2 separate regions of the Homo sapiens genome follow, and region 2 is linked to region 1. Evidence: chromatin loops called from intact Hi-C (ENCODE). Cell type or tissue: heart right ventricle. All regions are shown on one strand.

Region 1 (8,000 bases):
ACAGGTAATCCTTGCACTGGGCCAGAACTGTGTATGCAATACTAATCTGTTATTAGTGAGGGAAAGAGGTGGGAGCCTAACCCACCCAGGTGAAAAGCATGGTTTTTACCAGCTCACTGTGCCCTCTTACTCTACTGAAGTCCTATGGTCCTAAGCATGTACCCTCTTGGGGCTATTCTTGAAAAAATAACAGTAACCAAATTTGCTGTGTGCCAGATATCATTTGAAGTGCTTAACATTTGCTAGCTCCTCACCACAAAGGTAAATGAAGTAGGTTGTCTCCATTTTTGTACGTGTGGAAAACATACTTGAGTTTAAATACAAGTGTTGGGCACTTGACCAACATCAAGAGCTAGTCAGTAGAGCAGCTGGGCTCCAATTCAGTTCTCTCCTACTCCTTAACCTACCTTCCTTAAACCCCGTGCTAACTACCTTCTTGGTCAGATGGTTTAATTGCTCCGTGGGGGAAAATGAGGGTTGGTAGAATCATCTAGGGAGATATCCCTTTGGAACTTACTCCCCCAGGGCTCCATAATTGTGCTTGTATGAAACAGAACTCCCAGTGCCTACCATCTGAGCTCATGATCAAAGGAGATTGCAGAAACTCACAAATGTCAAGTGCCCATTTATCCCAGATTGTACTGTGGTGCTTTAATCTACTCAGTCTGTTTACCCTCACAAGAAGCCTGTGGACAATGGATTATTTTCTTCATGTTGTAGATGAGAAATCTGTCTTGTAAAGTTTCAGAAGTTGCTTGATTTCCCACAGCCAGTCTCTACCAAGGCAGCATTTACAAGTAGGATATTTACCTCCAAAACCCATCTTATTTTAACTTTCTCCCTCTGTAGATTGCACAGTACCCTGTAGCATATGGCTTAATGATCACAGTGAAAAAGGAAAATTAAAAAAAAATAGAAAGGATAAGGAAAAGAAGATATAAAAGGAGAAAGAGGAGGAGGAGGGAAAGGATAATTAAAAAAAAGTAGTCAGAATGTACTTACATGCAAGCTACTTACATGCTTTAAAGGAGCCACAGTATTAAGTAATATTCACTAAGGTAGGACATTGACATAAATATTCAGGGGACATTTTCCGACCTGGATTTTGAATAAAAGAAAGACCAGAACGTAAGAGGGAGTAGGGTTTTAGTGCTCTGAGATGCCAGATTGGACACAGGAGGAAAATCTGCAAGACTAGCCTAGTGTAGCAATGGTGTTGGTTTTTACATAGCAATTTGCTGAAACATCTTCCACAGGATTACATGGCTCTCTTAACTTGAAAGTCCCTTTTATTTGTTTATTAAATTAACTGATAGACAAAAGGTTCAGTCTTTCACTATCAGCCTACGGAATTTATTAGTCAAATAACGATTGCCCTCACCTCAAGTTATGTTTTCATTGTATTTGTTCCATGTCTTCTGAGCTCTGGCTTCCTTGGAATGAGGCTTGCATTCTCGGCAAGATCCGTTAAATCTCTCTACTTTGCTGATAGCAAGCAGCCCAGAAACAAAACAAAAGCATTGAATCTATATTTCCCTGCCCCCTTTCTTTCTTCCTTTTCCTCTCTTCTCTAACCCCTCCCCTAGAGAACACCAGAGAAATAAAAAGTCGTAATTAAGAAAAGGACTAAGAATAAATTCCATGCATTTAACCCAAGTTCCATCTCTGAACCCAGGAGGATTGGTGCATAGCTGTGGTTGTGCTAGAGGAAGCGTGCTGGGAACTCATGCTGTGCTTTCAACACAAATACAGCTCATAAGGAATAGTTTATCACTTAAACCATCTCTTTAATTCTGCAGAGTAGAGGGAAGACCTCAAAAAAGGCTCAGATACAACCACCACGGCCACCAGGGTCTTTCACTTCTGGAATCCCTCTGGCATAAATAGCTCAGAGCAATTCACAAACATTTATTGACGAAACCCCATGACCCCTCCCCCAAGTGAATACTTTAATATCCCATTCTGCAGAGGGCAAAATGGTAACATGGAGAAGTTCAAGGCGCTTGGCTGCCTGCCATGCAGAGAAAACGAAGTCGTGGCTGGATTCTGAAAGAAAAGCATCGCCAGGTGCACAGTGGATTATTCAAGAAATGTGGTGAAAAGAGCACAGGGCTGTAAGTCAGACCTGGGCTCTCATCCCTGTGCTGTCGCTCACTTGCTGGGGAACAGTGGCCAAGTTACCTCCCTGCTCTGGCCTCAGTCTTCCCACATGTGTAATGGAAGGTTGAACTAGAAGACCTTAAAGCCCCTTCTACCTGTAAAAATGATGGAGTTATAAGTCCACCAAGCCAGAGGACTAGACAGGCTTTCATATCATGGCAAATCCTAAACCTTGCAACCCTCTTTTTGTTGGAGGGACTCCTCTATGCCTCTCCAAATTCAGCCTCTTAAAGCCTGGTTCTACTTCTCCTCTTCCAGGTGGTGTTCCCTGATTTGTTGCTGCCTATAAGAATTCTGTGGCCTTCAGAACACCTGATTGCTTACTTTTTCACATGGGAGGAGCTCAAACAGTATTACTAAATTAGAAGATTCTGTGTGGTTTAATCCTTAATTCAAATACCCTCATCTAACCAGTGGGACCTGGAGGGCAGAATTAGAAAAGTGTTTGTTAAACCTTAAATATCTTAATAGATCTTCAACCTTCAATATCTATTAATAGGTGCTTTTTTCCTAAATCCATCTGGATTTTAAAATCCTGATGATACATGCCCAGAGAGGTGGTTCTTAATGTGGAGGTCCAATTTAATGCACTGTAATTTAATTTAGCAATTAATTATTGATCATGTACTCTTTGCCAAAAACTAGAGTAGACTCTGGAGTTACAAAGATTTCTAAGATTCAGTTCTTTTCCCAAAGGCTATTCAGCTCCCTGAGAGAAGCAGGTAAGGAGAAAGGCAGCTGTAATACATTGAGATTATTTCAATAGCAGAAGCATCTACAAGACAAACAGGAGGTATGAGGCAAATAAAGAATAAAAAGGCCAATTACAGCTCAGATTTCGTTGAATTTGCTTTGCCTTAGACCCTAAAATAGTAAAGTTGTGACATGAAGATTTCAACTTTGATAAGATTTCATAAGACAAAGTTGGAAGATCCCAAGATTATTGTGTATGTATGTTGGGGGTCAGAGGGAAGAGGGGATGCTGCATGAGTGAAAAACTTAAACTAGATGTTCTTTTAAAGGAAATGCAGTTGGCATGAACACAGTTTCTAAACTAATGTATACCAAGGTATAGATTCACTGCAATTAAAAGTAGGTCATTTGAGACAATCCCATGGCGTCACATATAGGAATATTTCTTGTCCTTCCTGGCTTGATTTCCTTAAATGGAAAAGGGGTGGTTAGATGAGATAATCACAATAATCCCTTCCAGCTTTGGTGTTCTGTAGCTACATGGAACACAGACAGTGTCTTCTCTGTTGCCTCCCACAACATTTATTGCTGGGTTGGGCACTAGAATGGAAGACAGGAGGGAGGAAACAAGAAAAGTGGGGAGAGAGGGTTGTTTTCTCCCTCCAGGGACTCTGAATTTTGAAGTAAGGTGAAATTCAGAGGTATTCAGAAAAGAAGTAGCAGGATATGAGTTGTCATTATAAGTGTATTCCTTAGATGTAATAAAGGTTTTTATCTTGTGTAGTGACATTAGCCAGATACTTGTAATCAGAAAGCTTGGGTTCAAGTTCTGGCACTGTAATTAAATAGTTTGTAGATCCTTAGGAATCTACTTACTCCCTTGAGCCTTAATTTCTCCTCTGTAAAATGGAGTAAATAACACTGACTGTTAATTTAGATATATTAAATATTTGAGAGAGACATGCTTTGTAAACCACAAAAGGCTATATAGAGGTTGGTTATTATTGTTGTTATAAAGGGGTGTGATACTTTTCCAAAATGATGATTTTATAGACATTTGTGACAGGCAATAAGAGAAAGAAGTGGAAATCAGAGAGTAATCAGATCTACTAGAATACCCTGTTCTATCCTCACATGAGCTGTGAGCCGAGTCTGTATTCTGCGTCTCCTTTCACAGAGCAGTAAGCAGAAGCTATGGAGAGCTGGTGGGCTCTCACAAGCCCATTGAGCTATACACTCAGAGAAAAAGCCGCTAATAATTTCCATCTCACCCTGGAGCAGATACACACACAGTGTTGAGATTGCTCATGGCCATAGAAGAGCCTCAGCTGGTAAATTTATAGAAGGCTGGTCTGCATTTTTAAGCAAGATAACTAAGCCTCCAGAGTTCACCCTGAATTTAAAAAAAAAAATCTTTACAAGTATATGATTCTTACAAGCTGAGATTTATGTAGAGATTTTGGTTTGTTGATGTATAAAGTAAATTTTTAATTCACCGGGTAGATGCCAAAGCAAACCAAAGTTAGTATATCAGCACCATCTAGTGGGTGATTTCAGTCAATGCACACACTAGAGGAGAAAACGGTAGGCAAAGAAAGTGTGTACCCCCCAAAGCTTTGGGAAGGCTGCGGAGGAAATAGCACTTATCAGAGAGAACCTTAGGCTGGTCATGGGGGCCCACACCTGTAATTTCAGGGCTATGGAAGGCTAGTGCAGGAGGATAGCTCGAGGCCATGAATTTGATACCAGCCTGGGCAACATGGCAAGACTCCAGTCTCTACAAAAAATAAAAAATTAGCCATGTATGGTGGCATGTACCTGCATTGTAGCAGCTATTCTAGAGGCTAAGGCAAGAGGACCATTAGAGCCCAGGAATTCAAGGCTGTAGTGAGCTGTGATTGCGATACTTCACATTAGCTAAGGTGACAGAGTGAGACCCTATCTCAAAAACAAACAAACAAACAAAGGAAAGCAAAGGAAACCTTAGCCAGGAGCTCTAGTAGTCAGCATGGGTCAACAGGTCTTCTACTTCAGTTAAGGCATGATGAAACAATTAGACCACAGAAACAGTCCAGACACTGTCTAGTTTTAAATCTCTCAGTTTCTTGGCCTGTGAAATGGGGATAATAATTCCTGCTTTAGAGGGTTGATGATGAGATTATATTATAGTATTAATCAGGATGAATTTAGAAAAGTACCTTATGTGGAAAATAATAATCCTTGGTAGCTACTGACTTGATGCCTATCATCTGTCTCCTTTGGATATCAAGCAGCCATTAATACTTTAGGTTTCCAAATAAGAAACTGAGGTTGAATATGGGTCAGTGACAAGTCCAAGGTCACACAGCCAGTAGATGGCAGAGCTGGAATTAGACCACCAGTGTGATATGCCCCAAAGCACTAGTTGACTCCACTGTACCAGGTATTAGATGCACAAAGTTTGCTCTTTTTCTTCACCCTTCATTTTGTTTCTTAAGATGAACATTTGAATGCTACAATGTACCTAGCTTTGTGCATGCACACAAATAAGTATCATCAGATTCTTTGTACAGATGTAGAAGCTGAAACTCAGAAACACTAAATAATCTAACAAAAATTAACAATTACTGAGAGATCTGAGATTTGGGCTCTGACTTTCTGATTATTGCTATAGACTATTGCTTTAATCCATCCTCTACTGACTCATTTGCTCATCATTCATCTCTAATTATGAAGTATGTTTCTGTTTCTGTTTACATCCCAAGAGTTGCTGGTTTATTTAAATGGACATCTGCATTTATTAAGGTCCCTGGCTCATCTAATTGCGATCTGTTTTTCTGCCCATAGAGGAATGGAGGGTTATCTTTGGTGTATAAGATTGTTTCTCAGACTCCCATCAGCTCAAGAAGAGCGATGTGTCCCATGAGGGCAGAGGACAAGCTGGCTGAATGGAGAGAATGTCATCTCTGAGCCTAAGGAGGGGTTACCGCTCCAGTTAGTCTTAAAAGAGGTGACGGAAGAGCCTTATAAAAAGAATTACTGGGAGAGTTTCACAAAAATAAATAAAGGCCACTCATGTTTCCCAAGGCTATACTTTGTGTCTATAAAGACCCAGGGACACAGAGCCCAAATGTGGTTTGTTTGTTTGTTTATTATTTATTTATTAGATACAGGTTCTTGCTCTGTTGCCCAGACTAGAGTGCAGTGGCACAATCATAGCTCACTGCAACCTTTAACTTCTGGGTTCAAGCGATCCTCCCACTTCATCCTCCTTAGTAGCTAGGGCCACAGTTGTGCACCTCCATGCCTATTTTACTTTTTTGTAGAGATAACGTCTCCCTATTTTGCCCAGGCTGGTCTCAAACTCCTGATCTAAAGCAATCCTCCCACCTAGGCCTTCCTAAGTGCTAGGATTACAGATATAAACCACTGCACGCAGCCCCAAGTGTGGTTTGATCAAAGTCAGTGAAAGAGCTTGGCAGTAGCCAGGCTCCGTGACTACTAACTTCCTGTTAGAACTAGGTATTCTGTCCAAACCCTTGGAGTATGACACACAGGGATCAAATTACCCATGGCGTGAAGAAATTGCTCTGCCTGGCAGTTGCTTCCCTCTAGTGGTCACTTTGCCTACAAGCAAGAAGATGCTTGGATTTGAATCTTAGAATTGAAAATCCAACAGATAAAAATAGGATGCTGTTTTACCAAGAAAGTTGGGTGTGGACCTCCATACACTCTCAGAGGAGTATGATGGCAACAACAGCAACGACATAAAATACAGAGGTGTGCTTGTATTCTGGTCTTTGCAAAAGTGTGTTTTGTGAAATATGTTAGAGGAAAAAAATTAATTAAAATATTCTGGCCGGGTGCGGTGGCTCATGCCTGTAATCCCAGCTCTTTGGGAGGCCGAGGTGGGCGGATCACGAGGTCAGGAGATCGAGACCTTCCTGGCTAATACGGTGAAACCCCGTCTCTACTAAAAATACAAAAAATTAGCCGGGCGAGGTGGCTGCTGCCTGTAGTCCCAGCTACTCAGGAGGCTGAGGCAGGAGAATGGCGTGAACCCGGGAGGCGGAGCTTGCAGTGAGCGGAGATCGCGCCACTGCACTCCAGCCTGGGCGACAGGAGCGAGACTCCGTCTCAAAAAAAAAAAAAAAAAAAAAAAAAAAACTCTAATCTGGGATAGATGAACACACACATAATTTCTTTTTAAAAAATTGAGAAATGTCGATATGTGTTGTTCCTTTTTTCTGCCTCATTTCATGAATTCCCATTTTAAAAATGGGACAGTTGAGGTCCACAGGACAGTCACACAGTGGTTAAAAATGGGACAGTTGAGGTCCATAGGACAGTCACACAGTGTTCCAATGCTGTGCTTATGCAATGACAATGTCTTTTGGAAATATGTATCAAGACAGAACCTCTATTGGCCTGTGTGCCTGCCTGAACTATGCTGAACAGAGACCCATGCTAACTGATAACATACTGTAGTGTGAACAGAAAATAAATGTATGTGAAGAAAAAAAGAACTTAAACAAGAAGTCCTCGAGATCTTTTTGTTATTTGCTTCTGCAGCATAACCTCAGTTACCCTGAATTCTATAACACATCTTTCATTAGCTAGCTTCTGTTTTGCTCCCCTCTGGTTCAAAGGGTACAGGGGACAAGGAGATGGGTCATTTATTATTCCTGATTGACTTCTCACTCTCTAGGCCCTGCCGAAGATTAAAGCTGACTTCCTTTCTCTTGGGGTGTTTCCCTGAACTCCTCAGAGGTTTCATGTTGGACACTCCTCCCCTGCAGCTTCTTTGACCCCAGGCTTTTCTAGCTATTCTAGGAGGTCTCTGGGGATCTGTCCTCATTATCTGGGCCTTCACACACAAGTATACCCCCAGTCTCCTTTTGTAAGTTTTCCTTCTCCCTCCAGGCAGACCTACTGGACAAAACCAACCAAGACTCCAGTGAGCTCTGTATCATTGGCCCACACATGTTCCCTGGGAAACAATCACTGGCTCCTTGCCCTGATGAACTTTCTAACTGCAGGTCAGTAGCAATGCAACAGTCTCTCCTGGCTCTAATTCAAAGCAGTTAGTCAGCTCTTCTTTTCTCTTTCATATTTACTGAAGCCAGACTTCAGTCTACAGTCAGCTTTAGATTTCTTAACATGACCTA
Region 2 (8,000 bases), 520 kb before region 1:
ATCTGAACAAACTAGGCATAGAAGAAACGTATCTCAAAATAATATAAAACAAATAACACAAACCCATAGCCAATATCATACTGCACAGGGAAAAGTTGAAAGCATTCTCCATAAGAAGTGGAAAAAGACAAGGATGCCCACTTTCACCACTTCTATTCAACATAGTACTGGAAGTCCTAGCCAGAGCAATCAGGCAGAAGAAAGAAATAAAGGGCATCCAACCTGGAAAAAAAGAGGAAGTCAAACTATCCCTGTTTGCTGTCGATATCATATTGTGCCTAGAAAACCCTAAAGTCTCTTCCAAAATACCCAAAGAATTGATAAATTAATTCAGTAAAGTCTCGGGTTACAAAACCGGTGTACACAAATCAGTAGCCCTGCTATACACCAACAACAACCAAGCTGAGAATCAAATCAAGAACTTAATCTCATGTACAATAGCCCTTTCTTTTTCTATTTTTTAACCTTCTGAATGACAGGCAGTACTCCCTCCCCCAATGCTCATGTGTGCTCATGTCATATACCAGACTCTCCCCCAGTCATTTTCTCTCAACAGCAAACACAAGGGTAATTTATCTTCCCCTGTCTAAAGTCCTCCAGGGAGTTCCACCTCCCATTCTCCTCACCCCCTGCTACATCCTAACCTCTCACCACCCAACCATTGTTCTCCCTCAGCCCTTGCCCCAACCCCTCAGTTGTCAGAATATGCAGAAATTAATTGATTCAGAGGGGCTATAGTAGATTAAAACATTCCAGTTATACTGCCTTAGTTTTCGAGAAAAACAGGGAGTCTTTAAAAAAATAAAGAGGGGGAACTAGCATCGAGTGAAGTGGGGTTGGGGAAGAAAAATTAGAGGAAAAGGGGATGATCTGAAAAATTGGATATAGGGTTAATGTATTAGAAATTTGGCCTGCATTCTTCTTGGGACAGTGTTGCTGCATGAAATAAATACCGTCTTGAACTTTCGAAATGATTGCCATATGTTTTGGGGTTGGAAAGTTGCCTATCCCTTCTCTACACTTCTAGCTTCCCTCCTACCCCTACTCTTGTTGATTCACTTAAGGCTTGATTAAGCTTGGTGAAATCCATATCTTTGCCATCACTTTGCTATAGGCTATAGATAAACTGGAGACGGGAGCCTTGTTGCTGGCCACTGGAGAAGGGGGATTTTCTTCTTGTTGTGTGCCAAAAGGCAGAGATTCAAACACTTGCAGCAGTTCTTGCCTGATTGAGGGAGAACACTGGGAAACCACAACAAAGTCCCAAGGCTGCCTCGAAAGAGTCAGGAGAAAAAAAATCTCTGGATTGACGACTGGAAGTTGCAGGGAGGCATATTTTAGCAAAATAGGGGTAAAAACAGAAATATTCATAGGAATTAGAAATATCCTAAAATAAAGGAGACTTCCCCAGAAGGTAGAAGCTTTCTTTAACTGGGTATGTTTAAGCACTCATGTCAAGATACTGTTGAAAGACATTATGAATTGGATGAAGGCTTTACATAAATCTATGGTTTACAAGATTTTATGGCTATGAAAAATTTTCTCTTTGTTTATGTTTGATCAAACTATACAGGAACCTCCTGTGTACATATAAGGATAAAAGCAGTGATATATATTTTTGGGGAAATTATTTAATATTTTTATTATCTTGATTAATATAAAATAAGAGATCTGAAGTCACAGTATCATGACACGGTATTGATAAAGTCCTGAGTGACATAGATTTGTGACTGGATATAACAAAATAAAAAAAAAAACTTGCCTGAGAGACTTTGGATACTTTCAAATTAACAGAGATAACTGGAGAAATGGTGAAAAGAGTTTTGCACCAAAAGCCATGAACTTGGCAATCCAAGTTAGCCCACTTGAAATGTCTTGATATTTTATGTACAACTAATTTATTTCTTATACTGCACAATTTAAACATGTGCAGAGTCTCTGAAACATTAGGGGCCCATGGCACATCATTTTCAAACAACTGCTCTAGAGATCCATTAGCTCCCATTTACTTCTGATGTTGTACAGTTTTAAGAATCTTGAGTACAGTGAAGATTGAGGGATTTCTTATCCATGCGATAGGCTGCATGAATCCTGTATTTATTTAGGAATGTGGGTTATGCTCATGGAGTTAATTAGTAAATTATTGACTCTACACTGCATGTGGAAGGAGATAACCTTTCAGCAAACTGAGGCTGAAAAGCAACTCAGTCTAACATAACTGATCAAGGTACATGTTAACAATTGCTATAAGGGATACAGAATAATCTAAAATATGTGTCTTAGTTCAAGATTCCCAGAAGCAGATCTTGAGGTAAGAGTTCTAGTGTAGGTAGTTTTTTTGGGAGGTAGTGCAAGAAAACAGCAGTGATGAAGTGGGGAAGTACGACAAGGAAAGAAAGGAAACCAATAAAACAAGTTATTAAGTAAATCACCACTATAGGCATCTAGAGCTCTCATCCTACTGTGGAAGTCTGGGAGCCAGTGTTAAATATGCACTTAAAGTGATCCTACAGGACCCACCATACCCACATTGGGAGGACTACTTAAAAATAAGAGTAAAAAACAGAAAATGACAAGTGTTGGCAAGAAGGTGGCAAAATCAGAACCCTCGTGCACTGTTAGTGGTAACGTAAATGTGGTGCAGCCTCCATATAAAGCAGTATGGCGGTTGCTCAGACAATGAAAAACAGAATCACCATATGATCCAGTAATTCTGCTTCTAGGCATATACCCCAAAATAATTGAAAGAAGGAACTCAAAAAATAATTGTACACTTAATGTTCAGGGTGGCATTATTTACCATAGTCAAAAGGTGGAAGCAACTCACATGTTCAGTAGCAGATGATTGTATAAACAAAATGGTATATACATAAGATGGAATATTATTCAGCTTTAAAAACAGGAAATTCTGACACATGCTACCATATGGATGAACCTTGAGGACATTAGGCTGAGTGAAATAAGCCAGTTACAGGAAGACAAACACTGCATGGTTTCACTTACAGGAGGTACCTAGAGTAGTCAAAATTACAGACAGAAATTAGAATGGTAAGTGCCAAGGGCTGGCAGGAGTGGGAAATGGGCAGTTAGTGATTAATGTACATAGAGTTTAGTTTCAGTTTTGCAAAATTTTCATTTTTTTCAGTTTTGGAGTGTGGTTGTGCAACAATGAATATACTAAACACTACTGAACTGTACACTTAAAAATGGTTAAGAGCGTAAATTTTATATTATGTGTATTTTACCACATTAAAAAAAAATCACCTATGGGAGGAGCAAGGAAGCTGGGTTATTTACACACCAACATCTGTCAGTCATTGGTTGAGGGATGCACCCAAAATGTTGATTCTCCCACTTTACTTCCGGTCTGTCTCAGACACAAGTCAAGTGGGCTTTTTGGCCTGAGGAAGCCCACACACAAAGAATTGAGAGAAGGGAAGTCCTGGGAGTTGGAAAATCAGGCTAGCGTGTATGGAAATGGTAAAAATAAAATAAGAAGCACCACATCAGAGAGAAAAAAACTGGTGTGAAAATCATAGTGGAAAGACCTTGGGCTTTGTGTTCAGACCCAGTTACATAGTCTAAAATCTAAAATCATTAAAACTAACTATGCAACCTTGGGACATTTTTCTTTTCACTTCTCTCCACCTTGAAGCCTGCATCTGTAAAATTGGGATGATAGTACCTACAGTAGGCAATTGTCATTTTGGTTTGCCATGCATATGGACTTGTTCCCCATTTGGGAGGCTTCATTGTGTGTCTGGAAGGAAAGCAGAAAAGTCAATATGAGATTTGCATCTTTTCATGTGTCCTGGAATGAATGGTGTAACTCTGAAATGGCTCATTGGATGCCCCTGCGTTGGACTTTCTAGGTCAAGTGAATGGGTCAGATAACGATGGAATGAGGGAGAGGGGATTCTCAGCTGGAGCGGAGGTGTCTCAGTGTCAGCACTCATAGCGGGGAGGCCTACAGATGCCTCTTTTTCCTCTGCCCAACAACAACCTGTTGTTTAAGAGAGGCAGAGGTGAATTCTGTTGTTGCTGATACAAGTCCCACCTCCTAGGGGTGTTTGGAGATTAAGTGAAATTAGATGTGTAGGGCATTTTGCACAGCTTCTGGCAGGGAATTGTATGGATCCTTTCCTTCCTTGACAACACAGAAAGTTTGTAACAGGACTGCATACTCTCTTATGAATGCAGGCTTCTGGCTTTTCCCCTTTCTTGTCTATCCATCATGCTCACTCCCCCATGTAAACTTCATGCATTCTTCCAGGAAAAACAAAAAGGTAAGCATTCATAGAAATCTGTTCCATGACTTAATTCTATCCAGAAGAAGGCACAGAATGACGGATGTTTAAAGTTTGGTTGCAGTTCACTGACATCATCTATTATAGTGTTTTTTGGCTTTTTTTTTCTATTTCTTATTGTTGACATTTTCCTCCTGCTGAAATTATAGATAGAGCCCCAATACATGAATTAAAAGTTTAGTTGTTTCTTTGTTTCCAATTTGCAATATATTCTTTTCCTTTGCCAAGAATGGCCTCCTGCTTTGAATTGCAATAATTTATGTTCTTATCCCACTTTCTTGGTTTTCTTTATCTGAGTAACCATCTTCCCATTCTCACCATTACACATACTGTAAAATTAGGCACATAATGAACACTCAATGAACATTTATCAAAGGAAATAATCCACTACTGGTAGGGGGCAGTGTTTTCACCTTTAGCTTAATTACCTAGTGATTTTATGTTGTTGAAAATGTCTACAACAGCAAAGGGAGAAAAGAACTGTTGAGATTATAAGGACACAGTAGCTCTTGGTCTCATAGGAGCAGATAAATAAGAAAAAATATCAGTAAGACTTGAACGATAATGAATAGGATATTCAAGTTAGTTTTGTTCTTTCATTTTAGGAATTGCAAAAATGGCATAGAAAGTTCCAAGGTACCATTTACCTAGGTTCTCTTGATAATAACATTTGATACCTAATGATAGTACATAATGATAGTACATTTAACAATTAGAAAATTGATATTGGCAAAACACTCCTAAACTACTGACTTTATTCATACATATTTCACCAGTTTTTTCTATGCACTTTTTTTGGTGTATGGCTCTATAACATTTTAACACATGTATACATTTGTACAGCCACTACTACAATCAGGATATAGAAATGTTCCAACACCCTCAAAAAACTCCCTCATGCTAACTTTTAGTAGCCACACCCTCCCCAAGACTGACTCTGACAACCATTGTCCTGATTGAGGGATGTTCTATCACTAGAATTTTTTCACTGCAAGAATTTTACATAAGTGGAAGCATACAATATGTAATCTTTTGAGATTATAAAGACACAGCCTAATGTCTTTAATATTTGTCTAAGCTTTTGGTTGTATCAATAGTTTGTTCCTTTTTAATGCTAAGTGGTATTATGTTGTATGGATATACTAGTTTGTTTATCCATGTAGTTGAAGGATATCTGAGTTATTTTCAATTTTTTGAACTTGCAAATAAAAGTATATGTTTGTCAGTTCAGGTTGCTATAACAAAGTACCAAAGACTACGTGGCTTAAAAAACAACAACAAAAAACATTTTTCACAGTTTTGGACACTGAAGGTTCAAGAAAGTGTGCCATAATGACTGGGTTCTGGTGAGGGTCCTCTTCCTAGTTGCAGATTTCCAACTTCTCTGTTTACCCTCACAGGGGAGAAAGAGAGAGCTTTGGTGTCATAATTCCCTCATAAGGGCACTAATCCTATTTACAAGGATTCTACCTTCATGACTTAATTACCTCTCAAAGTCCCCACCATCTAATACCATCACATTAGTGGTTAGGACTTCAGTAAATGAATTTTGGGGGTGATAAGCATTCAATCTATAACAGGGTGCTATAAACATTCACGTACAAGTTGTTGTGTTATATCATCCTGGCATTTCTCTAGGACAAATGCCCAAAAGTGCTATTGCTGGGTCATGTTGTAAGTATATTTTCAAGTTCATAAGAAAGTGCTAAGCTGTTTTCCAGTATGACTTAATATTTTACATTCTTTCCAGCAATATATGAGACAACCATTTGCTTTGCATCAACACTTGCTATTGCTAGAAATTTTTCTGCCCATATCTTTGCCTTCTTTTAAATATTTTTTTCAGCTTTTAACTTAGATTTGGGGGTACACGTGCAGGTTTGTTACCTGGGTATATTGTGTGATGTTGAGGTCTGGGGCACAAATGATCCCATTACCCAAGTATTGAGCATAGTAACTAAAAGTTTGCTTTTCAACCCTTGCTCCCTTTTCTCTTTCCATCCTCTAGTGGTCCCCAGTGCATGTTGCCATCTTTACATCCATGAGTATCCAACGTACAGTTCCCACTTATAAGTGAGAATATGTGGTATTTTGTTTTTCCATTCTTACATTAATTCGCTTACAATAATGGCCGCCAGCTATATCCATGTTGCTGCAAAGGACATGGTTTTGCTTCTTTTTATAGTTGCATAGTATTCCATGGTTTACGTGTACCACATTTTCTTTATCCAGTCCCCCATTGGTGGACAGCTAGGATGATTCAATGTGTTTGCTATTGTTAATAGTGCTTATTGCCAGAAAATTTTTGTTTTAGCCATTTTATTAAGTGTGTACTGGTATCTTATTGTGGCTTTAATTTGCATTTTACTAATGGTAAATGAAGTTGAACATGCTTTATGTATATATCTTCTCTCTATATACCTTGTATGATAAAGTGTCATTTTTTTGTTTGTTTGTTTGCGATGGAGTCTTGCTCTGTCACCCAGGCTGGAGTGCAGTGGCGCAATCTTGACTCACTGCAACCTCCACCTCCCAGGTTCACGCCATTCTCCTGCCTCAGCCTCCTGAGTAGCTGGGACTACAGGCGCCCGCCACCAGGCCTGGCTAATTTTTTGTATTTTTAGTAGAGATGGGGTTTCACTGTGTTAGCCAGGATGGTCTCGATCTCCTGACCTTGTGATCCACCCGCTTCAGCCTCCCAAAGTGCTGGGATTACAGGTGTGAGCTGCCACGCCCGGCCAAGTGCCATTTTTTTTATAACAGGGGTGATTGTTTACTTACTGTTGAGCTCAGAGCAGTCTTTACATGTTCTGGTTACAAATCTTTTGCCAGACAAGTGATTTGCTTATTTTCTCCTAGTCTATCATTGTGTTTTCATTCTCTTAACAATGACTTTAACAGAGCAAAACTTATTAATTTAACTTTTTTTATTTTATGGATTATGATTTTGGTGTCATATCTAAGAATTCTTCACTTTGCCCTAGGTCACGAGCAATGTCACCTATGTGTTCTTATAAATGTTCTTATAGTTGCAAGATTTATATTTAACTCTATAATCCATTCTGAGTAAATTTTTGTATCAGGTGTAATATTTAGTTCAAAGTGCATTGTTTTTGGTCTATGGACGTCCAATTGTTCCAAAACAATTTGTTGAAAAGGCTGTCTTTTCTTTACTGAAACACTGTGAACTTTTATCCAAAATAAGTTGGGCATATTGTGTGTGTCTTTCTGGGTTCTCTGTTCTGTTCTCCCAATATATGTGTCTATCCCTTCATCAGTGCTACACTGTATAGATTACTGTAATGATATAATAAGTTTTAAAATAAGGTAGTATAATTTATTCAATTATATTCTTTTTCCAAATTATTTTAGCTATTCTAATACCTTGGCTTTCCATAAAAGTTTTAGAATCAATTTGTCTATATCTACAAAAATTCCTGCTGGGATTCAATAAGAAATTTATTAAACCAATAGGTCAAAATGGGGAAAACTGAGTTTATTAGTCTGTTTTCACATGCTCATAAAGACATATCCAAAACTGGGCAATTTACAAAAGAAAGAGGTTTGTTGGACTTACAGTTCCAGGTGGCTGGAGAGGCCTCACAATCATGAAAGAAAGTGAAAGATACATCTCACATGGTGGCAGACAAGAGAAGAGAGCTTGTGCAGGGAAACTCCCGTTTTTTAAAACCA

The links. A loop is a pair of places that touch in the nucleus more often than their neighbours do. Peaks named below come from ENCODE experiments on the same cell type or tissue, not always from the same donor. Only the 100,000 strongest peaks of a DNase experiment are listed, where the experiment ranks them.
Region 2: it touches region 1 in a loop (3-fold over the local background); 4 of 110 quality-filtered maps call a loop at or near these places.

What each region holds. Positions count from the first base shown.
Region 1 is chr9:115,590,127-115,598,126 of GRCh38, reverse strand. It overlaps LOC105376235 (a long non-coding RNA gene), which reads right to left and starts at 1,444. Exons shown (of 7, transcript XR_930270.3): 1 at 1,382-1,444; 2 at 1,018-1,098. In heart right ventricle, CTCF peaks have their summits at 4,399 (motif pointing left) and 6,451 (motif pointing left); a DNase peak (open chromatin) is centred at 6,346; H3K27ac peaks cover 510 bases; H3K27me3 peaks cover 1,532 bases.
Region 2 is chr9:116,109,154-116,117,153 of GRCh38, reverse strand. No RefSeq gene overlaps it. Among named protein-coding and RNA genes, the nearest start is that of PAPPA, 41 kb to the left of the region's middle. In heart right ventricle, a CTCF peak has its summit at 4,713; no DNase peak of the experiment used is centred here.